Regions from separate parts of the Homo sapiens genome. Here region 1 is linked to region 2. The links are chromatin loops, found by intact Hi-C in ENCODE. Cell type or tissue: PC-3. All regions are shown on one strand. Links, peaks and the distances in the headings refer to the core of each region. The heading gives the core; the rest is flanking DNA. Region 1 overlaps NBEA (neurobeachin). Region 2 has its middle 110 kb from the start of RFC3.

Evidence for each region. Hi-C counts contacts between places; a loop is a spot of excess contacts. Peaks named below come from ENCODE experiments on the same cell type or tissue, not always from the same donor. Only the 100,000 strongest peaks of a DNase experiment are listed, where the experiment ranks them.
Region 1: a loop joins it to region 2, with 13 times the contacts of the local background. A loop is called at or near these places in 79 of 110 quality-filtered maps.

Annotation. Positions count from the first base shown.
Region 1 is chr13:35,158,313-35,169,564 of GRCh38, reverse strand. NBEA (neurobeachin) reads right to left here. Exons shown (of 59, transcript NM_001385012.1): 22 at 9,533-10,549; 23 at 7,598-7,815; 24 at 5,056-5,209; 25 at 570-578. Among named protein-coding and RNA genes, the nearest start is that of NBEA, 220 kb to the right of the region's middle. In PC-3, for the core only: CTCF peaks have their summits at 4,856 and 5,055 (motif pointing right); no DNase peak of the experiment used is centred there.
Region 2 is chr13:33,926,424-33,937,675 of GRCh38, reverse strand. It overlaps a transcript of RFC3 not described here. Among named protein-coding and RNA genes, the nearest start is that of RFC3, 110 kb to the right of the region's middle. In PC-3, for the core only: a CTCF peak has its summit at 6,088 (motif pointing left); a DNase peak (open chromatin) is centred at 6,045.

The DNA.
Region 1 (11,252 bases), core at 964-8,963, 1.2 Mb before region 2:
GAGTGTTTTGACCTGTCAAACTATGCTTTCATTTTAAAATGAGTGAATTATAAATAGAATTATTAAGGTGTCCATATAATCCATCAAAGTGTTTTTTTGACTGAAAAAATTAAATTTTAGAGTAGAAGGCACTTTCAACACAACAGTCTAAAAGAGAATTTGTATTCCATTTTATATAAAAGTAATTTAAAAAATGAAGTATGTAAGCATCAAAAGATAGGGCTAAAAAATAAAGATCACTCTCATACAATTATTAAATCTTAAAATAATATATTTCATCCAATTTACTTTCCTTAGAACCAATTAAAATCTGATTGTACATATGACTGTAACACCATTGTGTTCAATATGATAGTTTAATCTAGGGATTATTGTGCATAATAAAATAGTAATACATCAATGCATTGGGAAAATAATCCTTTCAATGACTCTTTTAAATATACAAAAGATATGTCTCATGTTAAAGATGATATGAAAACTCAAAATATAACCAAGTCAAAAATTTCATAAATAAGTAAAAATAAAACTTGAAACTGAAAGCTGAAAATTACTACAAAAGTAATACTAACCTTAGAACCCTGGACATGCATTAGACAAAACAGACAACAGACCAAAAAGTACAAGAAAAGGAAATTATTAAATTAAATGAAAATACAATGTAAAATTGAAACACAAAATAATATATTTAAAAATTATATTTGATTATTTTATTAAAAGCAAAATTCTCAGAAGAGATTTTCATTTTATAAATTATACATGATCAAGGTTAAATATCAAATATTTAGACTTCAACTTATTTTTATTGTAGTAACTCTGCCCAAATAATATATATAAGTATAGTTCATATATTAGAAATAATGCATACTCTATTTTACAAAACAAGTATCTTTTCCTATAATTAATGGAACATTTTAATAAATAAGCTAACATAATGCCTCTGCAAAATCCCTACCTCAATTCTGGTTTAGGCAGAAATGACTCAGGGAAATGAACTATTTATACCAACCTCTAGAATTTTCTATAAGGAAATAATGTAATTTGTATTCTCAAATATACAGAAAGCTTCCTATAGTTGAAAATTCTGAGAAGTTAATAAAATAACAAAATATTTGAGAGATTATAACTTATAAACCACTTTTCCATGCTAGAAAATAACTTGATATACTAAATGAGGCCTGAATATGAATAAAGGTAATTAAATAGGTATTATACTAAGTTTAAGATTCTTATTACATTAATAATTATATTCATTATATTCAAATATCAGATAGAATTAGTTTTCACAATAAAAATCATCAACTATTCTTTCTAATTTTTGACAAGTACATGTGAGTATAAATCTTAAAATATGCTATTTTCATGGTACATTGTATAGGAAAACATATAAAAGCATCCTGAGAATAGTAAAGTATGATCAGTCCTATGACATAAACAAAAGAACAGCAAAACCAACAACATTATTCATAATTTTTCCAAATCTATTTATGATACATTCTGATAATAAAAATAAACTAAAATTAAGACTTTGTTATTTTTGGACAGAATAGAAAAAGCAGCTCTTCTTTCTTATAATTATGAAACTATTAGGAGAGCTAGAAATGTCAGTCTCTACTATTTTTCTGGGACAGAGAAAATTAAGCCCTGAATTAAGCTCCATAATATTCAGTGTTCTGGATGGCTGACTAAAGTGGTCAACTTAAAATCACAAAGTGTGCAATTTGTGGTTGATCCATGTTCTTTGCTTTTCTTTTTCTTCTCCAATTTTTCACTTTCATTTATGACCAAGTTAAACAATATATTAGAGAATAAATGAGAGGATTCAATTAACTAGTCACAGAAACATCAACTAAAAAAATCAACAACAACAAAAATAATGCTGCTTTCCCAAAGCAAAGATTGGCCAAACTACATACTAAGAGGTCTATTTTTTTTCCCTGAGTACAGTTAAAACTATTGGTCTAACTCGGAGATCTGAAACTATTTTTGTAATTTATTTTCTATGCTACATATGAATTTAAGTAATCTGGGCAAAACTGAAACTCCCATAAAGTGCTGCTTCTTCAAGAGTACTAAGTTCAAGGTGCTCAAACTATCATTATAAACAATATATATATGTTCTTTTTTTCTTAAGTTTCCATTAAGATATGTACCTTCCAACTAAGATTAAACAGTTCAAAAATTTTCTTCCATGATGATGATACTATAACAGCAATACAAAAATGTTATCTCTAGTATAAATTACTGTACTCATCTAAATTTCCAGGGCAGAAAAGAGACCACTTCTATGTCAATCTCACAGAAACAGCAGACAAAAAATATTTGTTTATGTATTGTCTATTGCTGCTTTTGTACTATCACAGCAGAGTTGACTAGCTGTGACAGATAACAATACTGCCAATGAAACCTAAACTATTTCCCATCTGGCCCCATACACAAAAGTTTGTGAACTACTGCCATAAACCATTATTATTCCTATTTCTTCATAAAATGCACACAAGAATATTCTGAAAAACTATATATATATAAACAAAATTACCAGCTCACTCAAACCTTAGTTTCAAATGTTTCCATCTCTCTTCATATATCTAGGATTAAAATTCTAAAAGCACCTACAAGACAATGTTTCCTTTCAGTAATCTTCACGTTGCCAATGTTTCCTTTTTTCACTTATCCCTTCCAAAATTCTCTTTTGGCTTTTTACACTTTAAATTTAAATATAAAAAGCCCAAATATTCGGTTTAATTTCCCTCATTATTCAACCTCCTCTTTCCCAACTTTTTCCCTCTGCTATGTTACAACTTCTAGCAAGAATATTATACAACCCAGTAATACAAAAACAACATTCATAATAGAAAAACAACATTCAGCAGTCAGCACCAATCATAGTTCTACCAGATACAAAATGGGAGAAAGGTTCGGCTATTTCTCTTAAGGAAGCAATTCATTCTAAAAACATAAAATCAGCTATGTTGTACAACCAGGCATAGGTCCAAACAGTTAATGGGCCAAAATAACAGAAATATAGAAATTGAGAAAATAAACAAAGGTTTCTATAATTGAATGAATTCCCAAGTCTGTTGAGATAGTCTAGGTAATAAATAATTTTAAATTCCAAACTACAGTGGTCAAAATTGAATCGTAATAATTTTGGAAGCCAACCTCAAAGCGTCAGTATCTTTACTGTACAATCATCATAAAACAAATAAGCAAATTTGACTGGTGCAATAGTATGTATGTTATAGTTTACTTCATTACTTTAATATTCTATCTTAATAGTTAAAGATCTTTTGCCTTTAAAATTTGGAAAACTATTTAGTAATGTGAATATTTTAAACCTATACAAATTGAAATAACTTATTGCTAAACTGTTTTTTTTACATAAGAAGCATTTTATGTTCCATGCAAAATTTAAAAACATTCAATATTACATTTCAAAGTGAATTTCAATACAACCTTTTAAAAATTTCTTCATAACAAATGATAATTTATAAAACAAAATGCAATTTATATGATCAAGAAAAATGTCACAAAGAAAATATTGATTTATTCAGTCTTCAATATATAAAACAAAAAACACGTTGGCCGGGAGCAGTGGCTCATGCCTGTAATCCCTGCACTTTGGGAGGTTGAGACAGGCAGATCATTTGAGGTCAGGAGTTTGAAACCAGCCTGGCCAACATAGTGAAACCCCATAACTACTAAAAATACAAAAATTAGCTGGGTGTGGTGGTGCACACCTATAATCCCAGCTACTTGGGAGGCTGAGGCAGAGGAATTGCTTGAACCCAGGAGGCGGAGGTTGCAGTGAGCTGAGATCGCCCTACTCTGCTCCAGCCTGGGTCACAGAATGATACTCTGTCAAAAAAAAAAAAAAAGAAAAGAAAAGAGAAGAAAAAAATGCCCTCTATGTCTCACTATTAGAAAGCATTTTAAAAATCATACACAACTCTCAATTTACCAGAATTTGGTATAAATCACCAGAGGAAAAGAGAGATTAAAGAAAAGGAGTGGTGTATGTATACTTGCACTCTTCACACACCATCAACAATTTATACTGTTCTTCTTAGCTCCATTTCCTTGGTTCAGCTGCTAATTTGATTAAGGCCCTACTGGTGACTTGCTCTGTTGCATTCCTCCTTCTGAACTGGAATGCTTCCCTTTGTGGACTTCTTGAGCAAATTCATGAATAAAACAGAAGAGTAAGGCCTGGGGAAAGTGTGTGAGGATATAGCCTATGGCTGCTAATGTTGAAGTTTCAAGGCTGCTCTGGTGATGGTGGTGGCATTAACAAAAGAACAGTAAGAAAAAGAGTCATGTAGAAAAAGCTTGTTAATGATGAAATACACTTAGAGATCAACTTGGAAACAGTGTCTCACCAACTAAAGCACATCTTAGTAAAATGAAATATTTCCCTCTGGCAAAGGTATGCTTTCTGAGCTTAAGGATGAGTTTCTAATACGGCAACAAGAACGTGGGTAATATGGGAAGCAAAATTCTATATTCTTTCCCATCTGAGCAAGTAGCTATGGAGTCTGCCTTGGTCTGAATCAAAGAATTTGTTTTTAATGACAACTAAAATACAAAGTTAACATTGACCTATTTTATTTTAAATGACATACACAATTAACATTAAATGCCTTTAAAATGTATTATATTAACACATTTCAATGTTTTATATAGAAACAAATCAAGACAAGGCTAGATTTTGTAAAATAAATGTTGAATCAGTAAATAAATGAAAATGTTAAATAACAAGGATTTTAAGAGTTTATTTATACTACAGATTTGAAGAGATATACAATATCTTTGATGAAGAATGCAATACTCTTCTGATGAAGTATTCATCAGAATTACCAGAGAAACATTTTCATAAGCACACACAGCTGGAACCCAACACTGATAAACAAAAGTGGTGGAAATAGAAATTTAAATGGTTAAAAATTTGCCTAAAAAGTACAGGTCTGGTTAAAATGTGTTTATAGCCTAGACCACCACTGAAATGCTAAAGTCATGTATTTATAAAATATAACCACTAGATGGAGGCAAAGTACTTACAGTTGGTGATGTAGCAGCAGAGAGCAAAGGTAAAATTCCTCCACAAGCAATGATGATGTTGTCTACCATTTGGGAAATGAGGTGAATTGTGTTATGTACAAAAATAATATTTTCATTGCTATTGACAAAATCCATTACAGACTTTGTAGAATGGCTAAAATACAGAAAACAGAAATGAGTATGTTTTGGCTTACTTAAATGAAAAGCTTAGACAATTAGAATAACAAGTGAAAAATTATAGAACTGTAGGAGCTAGCTATATTTAAAATTAAATTATAAAATAAAGCAATTTATAATTGAGATATCATATTACCAAAAACTAAGCATTCATCTCCACAGGATTTTGTTGTATCCAAGTATATTAACTCATTATATTATTACTTTGCTTGAAAAATACAGTACTAGATTCTAAGACATATGACTGACTCAACAAATTTGGCTAAAAATATTTATTTTGCCAAATCTGATTGTTTTTTGTTGAAAGGCAAAACCTTTTAAATATAAAAAGTATGTCTAATGTTAAAAATAATATGGAAACTCAAAATATAACCAATTCAAAATTTTCATAACCATAAATAAAATTTGAAACCGAAAACCTAAAAATTTAACTGAAAGTTCTATTTTGTAGGCAGTTTCAATTTGTCACATCCCCAATGACTTCAGCCCCACCTTTGACTAGTCACATTGAAATGTATACTGCTAAAGAAGTGACATGATAGGGGAGTATAAATAAATCAGTACAAATTCAAGAACTTATTTAATAAGAAAAGGAAAAAATCTCAAAGTAAGTTGGTAGTACAGTGTTCTCATACAAAACATACAATGTAGATGTCAAAAAAATACCCTGCTTTCGTTTGGTGTCAGTCAAGAATATAATTTTTTTTTTTTTTTTGAGAAAGGATCTCTGCTGTCACCCAGGCTAGAGTGTAGTGGTGGGATCATGGCTTAGTGCATCCTCAACCTCCCTGGGCCCAGGAGATTCCCGAGTAGCTGGGACTACAGGTGGACACCACCACGCCTAGTTAATGTTTGTAAAAACAGGGTCTTGCCCTGGTCTCGAACTCCTGAGCTCCAGCTATCCTCCCGCCTTGGCCTCCCAAAGTGCTGGGATTATAGGTGTGAGCCACCACACCTAGCCTGAACTGTTTTTTAATGGGAAAAAAATAAGATTAAAAAAAAGAAATTACTTCATGGTCAAAATTGAGTCAATAATTCTCACCCTTTTAGAGTTGTGAATTATTATCTATCACTGTGTATCTTAAATTTCAAGATGTTTCTCTCTGTCCTAAAAATAAAGTGTTACCTTTAAAAAATTTAAATTACATTAAATTCTACCTGGGTAATTTCATGAGAGCCCATTAAAGAAAACAAAAACACAGAGTAGGTGGTTGGAAAAAAAGCTGAGTATCACTCACTTGGAGGCTACTGATATTATAATTATCAAATTACATAATTTATCTCCATACATTGGTCTTCATGTTAATAGCAATGTATTTCATGGTATTTAGGTTTCCTCAGTTACCATCTCTAGGTAATTTATCATATAACAATTAGCAATGAAAGTATATGAGTAGTCTAAGAACAAATTGATCAAATAAAATCAAAAGTAAAATCTTTCTATGGCAGACTTTATTGACTTCTTCCACAACAGTCATAACTTTTTCCCTGCTAACACACATTTTATATTTTGTTTTATTATTGAGCTTGACTGGGTATAGGAAAGACTAGCCTAACCCTAGTTACTAGTTAATTAACCAGTATTAGTCTCTAAAAGCCAGTCATTATAATCCCATTTTCTTTTTCTGATGATTGATTTTGAAAGAGGATGTGATCCTGCTGGCTCACGAGATATAAGGGGGAAATTTCTTGACGGGCTTCCTTTAAAAAAAAGAAGAAAAGAGGAGAAGAAAAAGAGAAAGTGAAAGAGGAGAGAGAAGAAGAGGAGGCAGAGGAAAAACAGGAAGAAGAGGAAGGAAGAAGAGTCATCTCTGCCTTTTAATTTGGGCAGGTTTCTTATGAATTGAGGTTGGGAGCTGAAGCAGCCACCTTGAATCCTAAAAGGAAAATGAGGAGAAGCATGGAAGCCAACATTTCTAAGAATGTTGTGCTAGATCATTTAAGTTGCCCTTGCTACTTATATCCATCGACTTCCTAATTGTATTCATGCCTATGTAAATGATGTGCTCTCTTAATTAATTTGTTTCACATTTACTATTAAAAAATTAAATTGAAAATTTAGAAAGGCCATGGTTTACTTTATGTAGATTTGTTGTCTAAGTTATCATCTTTGAACTGATATCCACTAACTGCTTAAATACTACAGGCTCTGAATACACATGTCACAGGGTGATTTTAAACTTAAACAGTATATATTATTATCACTAATAAATTTAGTACATGGTATTAATTTAAACAAGATACAAGAAAAATGTGGAAATTCCTTTAATCAAGGCAGATTTTTGGTTTTGTCAAAACCAAATAGAATAGGCAATGGCATATTTTAAATATTTGCTTTTAATTTATAAAAAAGAAATATTTCTACCTCCTCCAAACATGTACATCAGTTTCTAATGCAAATAGTAAATCAGTGAGAAGCCGCTGGTGCATTGGAGACCATTTAAACTCAGGAATACGAAACATTGTAGTCCGTGGACCTGGGCTAAACTGGCGTCGCTGTTCCTCAGTCATTGGCATTCCTCGAAATCCTAAATCAACTCGGAGATCTCGGTCTTGTTGGGTGATAGACCGACCCTGCACAGCCTAAAGAAGGAAAAGATGAACTTTTGTGGAATACAAAAGAAATGCCTCATTTTAAAATGAAACTGTGAGTATAGTAAAGTGAATAATGCTTTAATGCTTTAGCATATGACTTTAGCAGTTTAATATATTTCACATATATTATTCACCTGGTAATTCCTTGCACAGGAAACTTTTTGGGCTGAAGTCTCCATTATTGCTTTTATTTTACTATTGCAGAAACTAGGCAAGATAATCAAATACCTAAAGTTAACACCAAAGTTCACACTGAAAACCAGACCCCTTTACCCCATTAAGAGTCTTTAAATTAGACCACATTACTTCCTTAATGAAGTGAGCATATACACAGTGAAGTATACTGGATATATGTCATCAACTAATTGTAACTAAAGCACAAGATTAGAAAAAATATTACTTGACAGTTTCAAGTTAACTTTGAAGTCTGTTTCACTTACAGTACTTCAATTCAAAAACACAAATGCATTTGATAAGTTAGAAAACAAACCAGAAAAATGTCTATAAACTCCAAATGAAAAACAGGCAAGCCTAGTGTTCAACAGGCAAGCCTATTGTTCAATAAACAACGCACGATGTTTTCCTTTATTTTACATCTGTATCTAATTCAATATGCTCATCTCCTGCCAATTATCACTACAATGCAACTGCCACAAAAATGGAAATTGGCAGTTAGAGAAAAAATAAAAATACTTTCCCCACACACGATATATTATGAAGGATTCTTACTGGAGTACAAAGACACAAGACAGGCATGGTTTACTCTTCATAGTATAAACCTAATGGAAACACATTCAATGTATTTTCAATGACATTAAAAGGCAAGTGGGGCACCCAGAGGATAACAAAACCCAAGTCATTAACGGTAAATGTATTCTTATTTCTTCAACTCTTAACCATAAGGTATTATTTATCCTAGAAAATAAAGAAACAGTCATAACTCAGAGCTCAACAATTAAAATCCATATCAGAAAACATCATCTGTTTTTAGCTTTATTCCAGTGAGGTCAAAACTGAAGCACTAACATTTCCTAACAACCAGACCTAAGAGTCTTTAATTGTCTTATAACAAATTTCTATTCATGTGGTTGAACAGAAAATTCTCACTGCTAACAATTCTAATTTTTCTCAGCCATATTACCTACCTCACAGGGTTGTTGTGAGGATTAAATCTGAAAACATATAGCACAGTGCCCGGAACATAGTAGGCACTGGATAAATAACAGTTCCCTTTTCCCTTCCCCTTCATTTATCAGTTCAATCTGGGCTCCAAGTCCTCTTTTCTATAATCCACAGAACAGGGTTGGGCCTGAAGCTTAAAAGGTTAAAATTAATCAAGTATTCAGAATGAAGATCTTGAGTACAAAATGTGTAAATGTAGTCACAGAGTTATAAAATGTTAGAACTGGCAGAGACCTTAAAGGTCATCCTTTAGTACAACCTCTTGTACTAGATAAGGAAACTTAGGCCCAGAGAGGTTGAGCAAAGTTACACAGAAGAATGTGGCAGAGTTGGAAATATAATTGAGATATTTTTAGTTTCTTACATACATGAAATTATACCGCACTATTTAGTTCCATAAATTACTATTATACTATAATTCAATATAAACATGAAGTAACTGATAAGAAATTACTCTGTTTTGGTGCTAACAACTCTTCAATGCATTTTTATTTATTTCTAGAACTCATATAAGGTAGCTTACTTGTGTCGTAGTAGTTGTTTGGATTTTTCGGATTTCTTTTCCTGATTCTTTGCCATCGTCAGACCTTTCAGTATCTGAAATTATACTTCCTGCATCAATATTTGGTACAATTTTGCTACTAGAAGACTCAGTTTCCAGAGTTGTAGCAGTCATTTCAGCATACTCCAGCCCCTTAGTTGATGACGCTAAGTCTCTTTCAGAAATACTGCTCATTCCATCTGAAGTTGTATGGATTTTGAATTCTTTTTCTTCTATTATACTGGATGTACAAGTTAAGTCTACGCTACCGGTCATGTGAGCAAGCAATCCAAGATCATCACTAACACCAAGATGTACTTGTGTGTCCTGAATATTTGGAATAATGTGATTGCTAGAAAGTTCAGGAAGTAGTTTTTCCTCCTGTTTGGGTATTTTATCAAAGAGAAATGATGTACTACTATTGGGAAGGTCTTCTTTCTCATCTGCTAATGTTATCAATGGACCATTATCCTTTTCTTCATTTTTTTTAATGATACCAACACTTCCATGTACATTGTTCTGGAGTTTCTCAACAGCAGCACTATATACATTATCCAACAGAGATTCAACCTCCACAAGGGCACCATTCTCTCCACCTACTAAAGTCTCCGGTGATAAATCCATATCATCGAGCTTTACTTCTGTTGCTTCCACTTTCTCTGCTTTTATATCTACTAAAAGATCATGTACTTCCACATGTACACCACTTCCTGGTCTATCTGAATTTCCAAGAATATCATCTGACACTTTTGTTGACATGAGTAAGTCTCGAGTATCTGTGCTGACAGGGTAATCGGTCTCACTTTCTGGGCTCTGGCTTTGTGAAAGATCTTCTATCTCTCGAATTTCCATTCCACCTTTTGCTCCTGTTGTCTGTGATGAAAGACCAGAGATGGTGCTCACATTCCCTTTCTTTCCCTTTTTAATGTTTTCCTCCTCTTGTCTTTGATATTCCTCATACATTTTGGCTAGGTATTCCTTATGAGCTTCATAAGTGACCTTAGGAATAAGTAAAGAAAACATTAAGGCATTTTGTACATATCAAAAAGAAAAAACTAAATAATACAAATTAAATTGTGGAAATAGAAAAAATAATGCCAGAAAGTTTAAGACTTCAAAGCTGGCATTTGTTAGTCCTAAAGCAAGTGCTTAGTTTCATTAAGTAACTGGAAATAATCAACAAATACAGCTATATATGATTTATTATAAGGATTGCCAAAATCACACAGATAACTCAGCAATATTAAAAGCTATTTTCTTTTAGGCTAAGTATTTCAATGTTACCCAAACCAAATATGCCAGTTAACTTCCACACATTTATGTAAGCTTAAACAGAGAATAAGCAGCTAATAATATACAATAACCAAAGTACTATTACTATGTTGGTTTTCACCATCTATTGCTCATATGTGCACCCTTCCCAACAACTGATGTTAAAAAATTCACACATATCATTAAATATATAAATTTACAAGCTATTAAAATATCACAGTTTTATCCTTATATAAGCTGTTTTGGCTTTGTTACTTTACTTAGGCTTCTTTATTAATAATCAGAATACTTTTTTTTTGCACAAAGACCTGCAATGTCTTTTTCTTTGCTATTTTCAAATTTGTTAAAGCAATGATAAATCTGAGGTGTCAATACTTCACAAAATGTAAATTTATAATTGAAACAAAAGCTTTTCTAATATTTTTTAAAG
Region 2 (11,252 bases), core at 1,574-9,573:
GTTATGTGATTATCTTCTGTGTATTTCTAATCTGTGTTTCTATGCGCATGCTACATGGTAATTGTGCACAGGAGCAAAAAAGTACAGGAAAAGCACAGACCAAGAGTCAAAAGACAGAGGCTTTAGTCTCAGACTTGCCACATGCTAGCTAGGTGACCTCAAGCAATTAATTCATTTGACCTTTCTAGGCCTCAGTAATTCATTGGTAATATAAGAGGTCTCAACTACACAATTTTTTAAAAAATTGTATATATAAGTCATGCATCTCTTAATGACAGAGATACATTCTGAGAAATGCAATATTAGGCTATTTCATCATTTTACAAACATTGTAGAGTGTACTTACATAAACCTAGATGGTATAGCTTACTACACACCTAACCTTTTGCTCCTAGGCTACAAGCCTGTACAGCATGTCACTGTACTGAATGTTATCGGCAATTGTAACAGAATGGTAAGTATTTGTATATCTAAACATATCTGAACATAGAAAAGGTAAGGTGAACATATGGTATTGTAATCTTATGGGGCGACTCTCACATATCTGATCCCTCGCGTATCTGAAACATTACATGGTACATGACTGTATTTAAGATGTACAACCTGATGATTTAGTATACATATACACCATGAAGTTATCATCACAATCAAGATAATTAACATAGTCATCACATAGTTTTGCTGCTGCTCTTGATTTTTTGTGGTGAGAACATTTAGGATCTATCTCTTAGGAAATTTTAAGTATACAGTACAGTAGTGTTTCCTATGTCAATTATACAATTTCTAGGGTTTCTTCTAGTACTAATATTTTCTGTTAACCAAACCTCCAATCCTCTAGCACCTGTATTCATTCTTTATGGGTGCCATAACTGTACCAGAAATTGAATGGCTCACAATAACTGAAGTTTACTGCCTCACAGTTCTGAAGGAAGTCCGAGATCAAGATGTCGGCAGGATTGCTTCCTTTTAAGGACTTTGAGGGGAAATCTGTTCCAGGGCTCTCTCCTGGCTTCTGGTAATTTGCTAGCAATCTTTTATATTCTTTGGGGCTTGCAGATGCATCACCCCAGTCTCTGCTTTTATCCTCACGTGCTGTTTTCCCTGTGTGTGCTTCCAACTCTATGGACAAATTTTCCCCTTTTTTCAGTCATATTGGATTAGGTCCTATCCTAATAGCCTCACCTTAACTAATTTCATCTTCAAGGACCTTATTTCCAGATAAAGTCACATTCACAGGTACTGGGGTTTGCAACTTTTATGTATTTTGGGGGGTACAAAATTCAACCCATAATAGCATCCATGGTTATAACTAAATAGTAATTTAGTCTAGGAAAATTACTCCATACAAATCCACCCCTAGGATCTCCTCTAAGTCCAATCTAGGGGTTAACGGTCTTGTCTCCCAAAGCCACTGTGCCCACCTGATAGTAACCCTCACCTGCCACCTGGGTTACCTGTTATTATGATCTGCCCAGTGATTACACTTCCCAGATTTCATAATAATGACCACCTGTGGCTTCCACACCTTGGGGGCAGTATGCATAAGACCAAGGCTTTCTGCTTCTTCCTGCCTCCTTCACCTGCAGTCACCCCAACCCGTCATCCCATACAAGTGCACACACTGCACCTGTCATACCATCGCTCTCATAAGGGGAAGATGAGACCAGCTCAGTGGACCCGGAGCCATACATAGCTCCCAGCATGTCATTCAGGGGACCTGCCCATGCTGTTCATGCAGCAGCTTGAGCTGTGAAACAACACTTTAGGCCCAGCACATTTTCCCCTACCAGGTCATTCTAACATAATTATGTAGATTCAGCCATAGATTTAAGTTTTGTCAAGTATTCTTAAGACATTGTTGATTGGTTGGTTTTTTTGTTTGTTCCTAACAGACCAGGTGAAATGCTAATGCTGTGTCCTCTTCCCACAAAGTCAATCAGAACATGCTCATGAGTGACAGGATGAGCAAAGGAACAAAAGTTTCAGAAACAAACCAAACAAGGTTTTATATTACCTCTTTTTTATTTAAAGGTGAATTATGGTGAAAATCTAAGTTCTCTCATCTTACAACCTTCCACAAATTAGGATCAATGGAAAGTGCTGCTACCAGCAATTATGTGAACCACTACAGACAGTAAGTTGATTATGAAAGAAAAAAAGCCTAATTTTTAATTAGAAAGAAAACTTCAATTGTGCCCAACACTTGTACTCACAAGTCAGACATGAAATGACTTCAGATCAGCAGCTATTTAATTTCATCCAATCTCTAGCAAGCAGCTTGGGATATTATTTGCAAGTACAACTTTTTTGCATTATGGAATGAGAGAGCTCTAATTTCTCAAAGAACAAACATGATATATTTTTGGCATCATTTCAATGTCAAAGAGACTTTTGGGAATAACTAGGAAGTTGATGGCATTTTTACATTTTCCAGTTACATTTCTAAAACCTCAGTTGTTTCCTCATAATCATTTCCAGAATCTCAATGGAAAGTTTATTTAAAACATTGTCCCTGCCCCCTTGACATTTGAAAAAAAAAATCTCAAGGCAGAAAATAATATATTATAACATTTCAAAGGAAAAATTGACATATTTTTGGACCTTGACATGATCCAGTTATCTGGTAACCAAATAAGACTTTCCAAACAAGGAAGTCAGCCAAAATATCCATAATGTAGAGTTTCAGGCAGTCTTCATGACAGGTTCAGCAGGGTGCATCACAATGTGAGCAGACCATCAGGAATGGGGGGATTCGGCCATCCAGGCTGATGGTTCCCATCATGAGAGCACTGGATATAGGACATGGGGCTTGGGCTGCAGTCAAAGGTTCCCAGGCTCAGAAGAGACGCTTATAGGAGAAAGGGAATACCTTGCATTTAGAAAGAAAAAAGTAGTAGGGAGATTACCAAAGACAGATGCTTGGCATAGGAAAACAAAACAAAACAAAAACCAGATAGACCCAATGACAGAAAATGAAACACAAAATCAGGGCTAGGCAAGAGGCAAGACTGGTGGCTGCCGAGTCCAGGTGGGGTCAGCATTGACCATAAAGACCAAGGTTATAGTAATAAGCAACTGGGAATCTGGGACACCAGCTATAGAAAGAAGAGACTCCCAGGCTGGGCTGTCAGAGGATCTGGTAGTAACTGATTCGGACATCCAGGGAAACAAGATAGGAACCCAAGCCAAGACACACAGTCATCTCAGAGCTTGGAAAGCCCTCTAAGCATTTCTCTTTTTAGTTCCAGTTGCAGTTGCTTCCTTCTCCCTCTTACTGTCTCATCATGTGCCCTTATCACCTTCCTTCTATCAATTATTGTTTTTTGTTTTTGTTTTCATTTTTGAGACAGGGTCTCACTTTGTCACCCAGGCTGGAGTGCAGTGGCACAATCTCATCTCACTGCAGACTCAACCTCCAAGAATCAAGCCATCCTCCCACCTCAGACTCCCAAGTAGCTGGAACTGTAAGTGCTCACCATTGCACCCAGATTTTTTTTTTTTCTTTTAGTAGAGATGAAGTCTTGCTATGTTGCCCAGGCTGACATACTCCTGAGCTCAAGCTCAAACTCCTGAGCTCACGCCATCCTCCTACATGCTCTTTTCTTTGTCCTTTGGCTCTATTATTAAACATTTAATTTCTCTTTCCTTTCTTTCATTTCCCTTTTTTTCCCCACCACCTTCTCCTCTCTCCTCTAGTTTCCCTGCAGTCTCTGTCTGCCAGTCTCGCCCTCCCCCATACCATTCATCTCCCTCCCCCAATCCTGCAGTCTCCTGTTACTCTCACATTAAATTACATATTTCTCTTAATTTAACGTAGTTAGCCAATGAAACTTTAAAACCCCAAATTTTAACTTTAAAAGAATATCTTTAGTTGTTTATATTTCTCTCTCTTAATAAAAATATAAATGCAAACAAATTATTTTCCTTTTACATGACTTGGGATTTTTTTTTTCCAAGCCGGTCAGTGATCCTTAATAGGAGAGGGGAAAAAAAGTTTCTCCCTTCTTATTTTCAATTTCACAGGTCATCATTTGAAAATGCATCACTAACAATGAAATACTTTGTACATTATTAAATTTTATCATCTCGATTTATTATCTTTGTTACACGGAGACAGAGAAGATGAGAATCTAACCTACTATTATAAATGGTAACAATTATATTCACCTAAGCTAGGGTTTCTTAAAACATCACAGTTAAAGGAAATGAGCATCTAACCCAATCATAGCAGTGGCTATAGAACCCATGATAACAAAAAACAATCACTAAGCCAATAATAAGTTCTTGGGATAAATTGTTTCCACAGCACTGACCAGCAGTTCATTTTAACACAATAGGAGCTCATTCCCAAACAATGTAGGACAGGTAAAATGTGGTTATTGCACATTCTTTGTTCACCCAGATCTCTATGTGTTTTCTGACCTCTAATACTAAAATTGCAACTGAGGTCCATATTCTGCATCATCAGCTCGGCATTAGCAAGCAGGAAAAGAAAAAAGAAAGACGACCACAGATCTGAAGAATGTATTGTTTGCCATAAGCATTTGCATCAATGAGGCTGAGCAGCTGTCTCAAAGCTCTTATGATATCACCATCTGTAACTCAAAGGGAAAAACCAGTATCTCAGATTTTTCAAAGGGTAAAGGGGGTATAATTGTATTTATTAGGTGTTCAAAAGCTTTGACAAGAGTGGCCTGTCAGATGTTATCAGCATGTGCCAGTTGGCATGCAGATTATGGACATATTGTCCATTTAGGCTGTCAGCCTACAAGTCTCAACCAATGTTTGCAAACATGTACAGCAAAAGCCAGTCGTTGTTGTCACAATGTCAGGAATATTGCTCAGAGACTGATGTCCTCACTGTTTAAAACTTATATGGCAATATACTTTGCAAGAGAAACAGACATTTCAAGAAAAAATACATAGACTAGCATTGGATGTGGTTTATGCATGTGGACCATGCATTATTTTACATGACTATCTTGATAACATAAAAATTTTCCTACTGTTTTTGCTTTAGAGTAATTCTTTCTCTGTACTTTCCCTTCTCTGTTTGATAACCTCAAGCCTCATTCCTTCCTTGTGGGCCCAGTTCTACAGTTTCATGGAATTTCTCATATTGCTGATAAAAAGCATTCCAAAAAATTCAGCAGACTAACACATTTTAGTACTTGCATGTTATTTTATAATACAGAGATATGAAAGAAGATCCCAATAAATAAAGGCATACAAAAATGGTTTGGGAGGGAAAACTGTTTTATAAAAGATATCAATTCTTCCCAAAATATACTGCAAGACAATTCCAATGAAAGTCACAAAGAGTTTTCTTCCCCTTTTTGAATTTCTGAAAAAATTATTCCAAGGTATATTAAGAAGAATAAATAGACAAAAATTACTAACTTTTTTAATGGCATTAAGGAATAATTTCTCTACAGCAGATTAAAATGTGTTCTTTAGCTACGACAATTAAAACTAATGTGATGCTTGAGCTAGAATAGACAGATGAACAATGGAACAGACTATTGAGATGGTAAATTTCATGCTGGCAGAGTCCACATGTGTTTTATTCATGACTGTTTCATTCATACTGATATCTCTGCAGTGCTTGGAACATAGTAAGCATTTGTAGAATTAATGAACTAGCACAACAAAGGCAATATAAATAGTCTCAGAATACAAACACACACACACAACATACGAGAAAGATTCCACCATCAGTGAATGAAAAACAAATGTATATTCAAAAAGTATGGAGAAAATTGTCACTTAGGAAAATAATATGCTGTTTTAATCATCACCTCACAGAATACATGAACAGAATTTGACTTTATAATGAAGGTGTTAAAAAGAATTCATTAAAAAAAGCAAACGTAGGTGACTATAAATTTGATCTTTAGATTGCAGGTAGGAGACTCTTAGAGGAAAGGGAGGAGGACTTTCCATGTTTAAAAGTAACATCAGATATCACAAAGGAAAATGTATTTCCACTACCAGACTTCAGGGCCTCTGTATGGTCATGTACCTTATACACAACTTCTAAGGCAGTCATTCACAAGGAAATGGCACCCCCTGGAGGTAACATTATATCTTTGTTGGACCCCCACACTGTGACAGTAATTTTGGTCTCCTGTTCGCAAGATTTTAGAATTTACACATCTCATGATATGAGTCTACACCATGGAAAAAGGTAATATCTTGTCTCACACTCAGCCCCCAGATGGCTTAGATCAGTGGTCTCAAGGTGTTGTCCCCAGACCAAAAGCATCAGCATCACGGTATCCACACCAGACCTATACAGAAACAAAAACTCCAGGGTGGGGACCCGCTCCTGTGTTTAACAGCCCCTCTAGGCAATGCTGTTGTGTGCTAAAGTCTGAGAACCACTGGTTTAGATGAAACGAACTACCATCCACATTACAACTAAATCCATGACTTCTTGGTTCAACTGTACTTTCATTGCCATCGTGAGCAGCATGTAACATCAGCTCTTGAAAATTCTATTTTGATCTGGATATTCTCACTATGTTGCTTTCTGGGAAATTTTCTACAATTCAATATGTCCAAGATCCAGGATCCATAAATCAAAGGTGAGAACATTAATAGCATCTAAGTCCTACATATCATGTAAAGACACATTGAAACACTTCAACTCTAAATTTGCCCCAATCATAAGCTGTCACTAAAAAAAACTCTAAGAAAAAGGGAGAGAATGTAATATATCACCTAGATGCCTTAGAAATATATTAAGAAATGATAGATTATACCAAATGATGGTGACCATTTTCCAAAAGAACTAAAGGAAGAGAGAAAGGCAGGGATCATACTGATTATAACAAGCTTGAGGTTTATCTATCCCTAAATTTTGCCCCAAGCTGTTCATTTTATCACCATTAGTACGTTACATCGATACATATAATTAGTAAGAAAACTTCCAGATCATCAACAGGAAAGTGTTTGAAGGTCAGGAGTTGACAATTCACAGAAGAGGAGATTAAAAGAGCTATGTGATGGTTAATACTGAGTGTCAACTTGATTGGATTGAAGGATGCAAAGTATTATTCCTGGGTGTGTCCGCGAGGGTGTTGCCAAAGGAGATTAACATTTGAGTCAGTGGACTCAGAGAGACAGACCCATCCTCAATCTGGGTGGGCACCATCTAATCAGCTGCCAGCCTGGCTAGTATAAAGCAGGCAGAAGAAGTTGGAGAGAGCAGAATTGCTGAGTCTTCCAGCCTCCATCTTTCTCCTGTGCTAGATGCTCCTTGCCCTCAAATATCAGACTTTAGGTTCTTCAGCATTTGGACTCTTGGAGTCACACCAGTGGTTTCTGAGGGGCTTTCAGGCCTTTGGCCACAGACTGAAGGCTGCACTGTCAGCTTCCCTACTTTTGAGGTTTTGGGACTTCAACTGGCTTCCTTGCTCCTCAACTTGCAGACGGCCTATTGCGGGACTTCACCTTGTGATCATGTGAGTCAATACTCCTTAATAAGCTCCCCTTCATATATACATCTATCTTATTAGTTCTGTTCCTCTAGAGAACCCTAATACAAGCTGATAGATGAATTAGCTAATAGATGAAAGAATTAAGTCTCTTTAGTAATAAAAGAAAAATAAAGCTATACAATTCAGTATTTATTAAATAGTCAGAGATTAGGAAAAACAGTAACACTCAATGCTAAAAATATAAGTATCAAATTATCACAAATATTCAAAAGGAAAGTTGGCAAGCTACATTAAGAACTTTAAAATGCTTAATCTTTCTGACTCGAGAATTTATTCCGGGTCTCTGTTCTAAAGAGATGAACAGAAATACACACAAAGATTCATAAAAATGTTTACCTTAACTTTATTTCTAATAGCATAAATTGGAAATAATCCAATTGTCAAATTATAATAATATAGGGGAAAGTTCAGAAAATTACTTATGAAAATGCAGAATATTGAATTGAAAATATATTATGAGTTCAACTGTATAAAATATAATAAACATGCATCTACCAAAATGTTAGCACTGTTCATTTATAGAGAAAATTATAGGTAAGTTTAAAATTTTTCCATATTTCAAAATATTTTGTAATGAATTAAAATGACATGACATTTACCAGAAAAAGAAATTCCTAAGGACATTACATGAATATCACATTTGAAATATTTGGGAGCTATATGAAGTTGTATGATCTTTCTTAATATCTATAAATCTCAATAACCTTTAGTAAGCTTTATCAACACAATTATTCCATTAAATTTAGTGTTAATTAAATCTCTATAAAGAAAGTATAGTTTTTCCATTGACTTGCAATATGAAGTCAGCGATGTATTTAGATGGCAAAACTCTTCTATTACCTACAATTAAATTTTTTTAAAGCCCACAAGTGTACTGGCTGTGGTTGGAAAAGAAGATACATCAACTACTCTGGCAATATTCTGTGAGCCATGATAGCAATGTCTTCTTCTCTTGCCACCTCATCAACTCTCTAGGATAATTTCCTCATGACTGGGAATGTCTGTCAGACTTCCTTTACCTTTCGTGGTAAATTTACAGTATCAAAAAGGTAAAAGGTAGTAACATATTTTACGAACAACTAGGTAGCCCTCCTTTAAATCCTTTTAATCTATGGTTTCAAATAAAATCTGGAAAAAAAAGAAAAAAATTATTTGTCCATTTTAGAATGGGCAAAGGCCAAATAGATTTTGAAACTTTTTGGCATAATACTGTAGAAAAAAATTGTTTTAAATGGAATCCCAGATCAGGGCCAAAGGTGGGCATATTCTTCTACAAAGAATCCCAATTCTATTTTCTAGGGCAACTAACCCATTTCAGATAGTTTTCACTTCCCCCCCCAGACATTGGTTCTCTTCATTCAAACGCAGTATTTGCTGTAACAGACATATACCTGCCTAGTTCACTGAATGGCGTGCAACTGATCAACACTGTACAGGTTTAAACACAGGCAAGCTGCTATTGGACTTGTATTAAGTATGTGGATAAGATGTAAAGCAAACACCAGAGAAAGTATATTCAGTAATCTAGCACACATCCACCTATGCAGCCTCTTCTAAAGTTAGAGTTGGGAAGAGGCAAGGTGAGCTGATCAATGTAATAAGGCACGGTGAACACCTTTAATTTAACAAGCAGCATATTTAACTCACCTCAACATGCCCAATTTGTGTATACCCGTGAATATCAAGCTCAGAGCATGGTATTTCCTCCGAGTGAACTCTCTCTAAGCCTCTGACTTCTGGTTTATGAGAGGTGAGCAATCCTGCCATCACTATACAACTTGATTGGAAAATTTAGGACTCACATTTGTAGCAGGTATCAACCTTTACAACCATGGATATAACTGCGTAAATACATAAGTGTATGTCCCTATTTTTGCGTAGTACTTGCATCTCAAGTTGTCATTTCTGCTACTGAGTCACTTTCATGATTGACTCAGTCTTTCTTGGATACCTACTCAATCTTGTCTCCTCACCCCTTTCCTGAGAGAAGTGGTTGGGAATACTAGGTAAGCCCACGATCCTGACACTGCCTGCATTCAAATACCAGCAGTCACTTCACTGCGGTGGAAATTTGAACAAATTATTTTACTTCTCTTTCTTCAGATTCACCCTCTGTCAAATGGAGATGATAATAATTGTCACCCACCTTACAGGGCTGTTTGGAAGACTAAATGAGTTATTAGATGTTAACAGTGCCTTGCCCATGGTAGATGTTATGAGAATGTTAGCTGCTATTCTTACTGCTGAATTAAGTCCCTAGAGCTTCTATTCTACTGTCATATTGGTCTTTCTCATCTGAAACTCCTCCTTGGTATTATAGGGCCACCCACTGCTGATGTAAATCAACCTATTTCTCACTCAGTGGCCTTTGTTCCAGGCAGGACCACAGAAGTCACCCACACACCAGGCCTCTCCAGTTCCATAGCTCACCCTCAGCCCCTTCTGAATTTACAAGAGTTGCAGCTGTGAAAGTTGTCAGAATCAAAATAGAGTCACTCGTGTCAAACTCTGGCAAAATGGAGCCAGGGCCATGATGGGAGGGCTCTCACACAGGGCTGGCCCAATAACAAAAACTGCTACAAGAAACTTTTCCAAGCCTTAATTGCTACATGAGTCACACATGGACAACAGCACAAGGAGAGTTGGCCTCTTAAACAAAAACACTCACCAGATCCACTGTTGTGCAAGCCCCTTCCAAGAAAACAGCCTGCTGTGACTTTAAGATGACAAGTTTTACCTAGCAATGCCACCACTCACCAATCAGAGCTCACCAGCTCCTGGAAGACATCACCAGAACCAATGAATTTTCTTTCAAAACAACTTGCATAACCCCCTCTTTCCCCCAATAAAACCCTAACTTTCCCTTTGGTCTTAGGACTTATGAGAGGCCATCCAGGTCTGGGCATGTGCCCCAAATTGCAAATCTTTTTTTTTTTTTTAACTGCTTTAAAAAGCCTTTATTATTTTTCATTACCAAGCAATGTGAACATCAGGTGCCCTCTTATTTTATTCCTGAGACTTACGCCACTCCCGATCTTTTTCTCAATTTTGATCTTTGCCAGGGAAGGTCAAGGATTGGGTGAGATTTCAAGAATGAGGTCAGGGAGGAATATATAATATATTGATATGATATATAATCTATTATCAAAATATTTAAAACTTTCCTATACTTCACTTTCACTGAAGCTTAATTTTCATGTTTTCACTTTTTTCTGGTGTATCTCATTTTATCAGCTCAAATGCAAAATTCTCAAAATCAAATATAATCATTTCCTCTCAGAATGAGCCATTATTTCCTAATTAATACAGAGCTTTGAAATGAATATAATCAAAGCATAGGCCTATACCATATCAATGTACAATGACCAAAGCCTGGTTGGCCTTTTAAAATGTTGACAAAAGTGTATCCCACAGTTGCAGATCTCATTTGACCTTATTCAAGTAATTTCCCCAAAAGTAACTTTATTTCTTTCATATGGTGACTATAGAGTACCACAAAATTAAGAATGAGGGTACAAGTTTTAACCCATATAAACCATTAACATGAAAACTACAGTAAAACTTACTGAATTTGAACTAAAGTAAAACTTACAGTAAAAATTCCCTGAATTTGTTTACTGTGAAAGAATGAAATAAAATCTGCTGGGAATGGGCTAATACATAAACAAATACATGTAGCTAGATAAGAATATTTATAATTACTTTTTAAACTATTGGGGAATATTCAAATTTAATGTGGATTTCCAATTA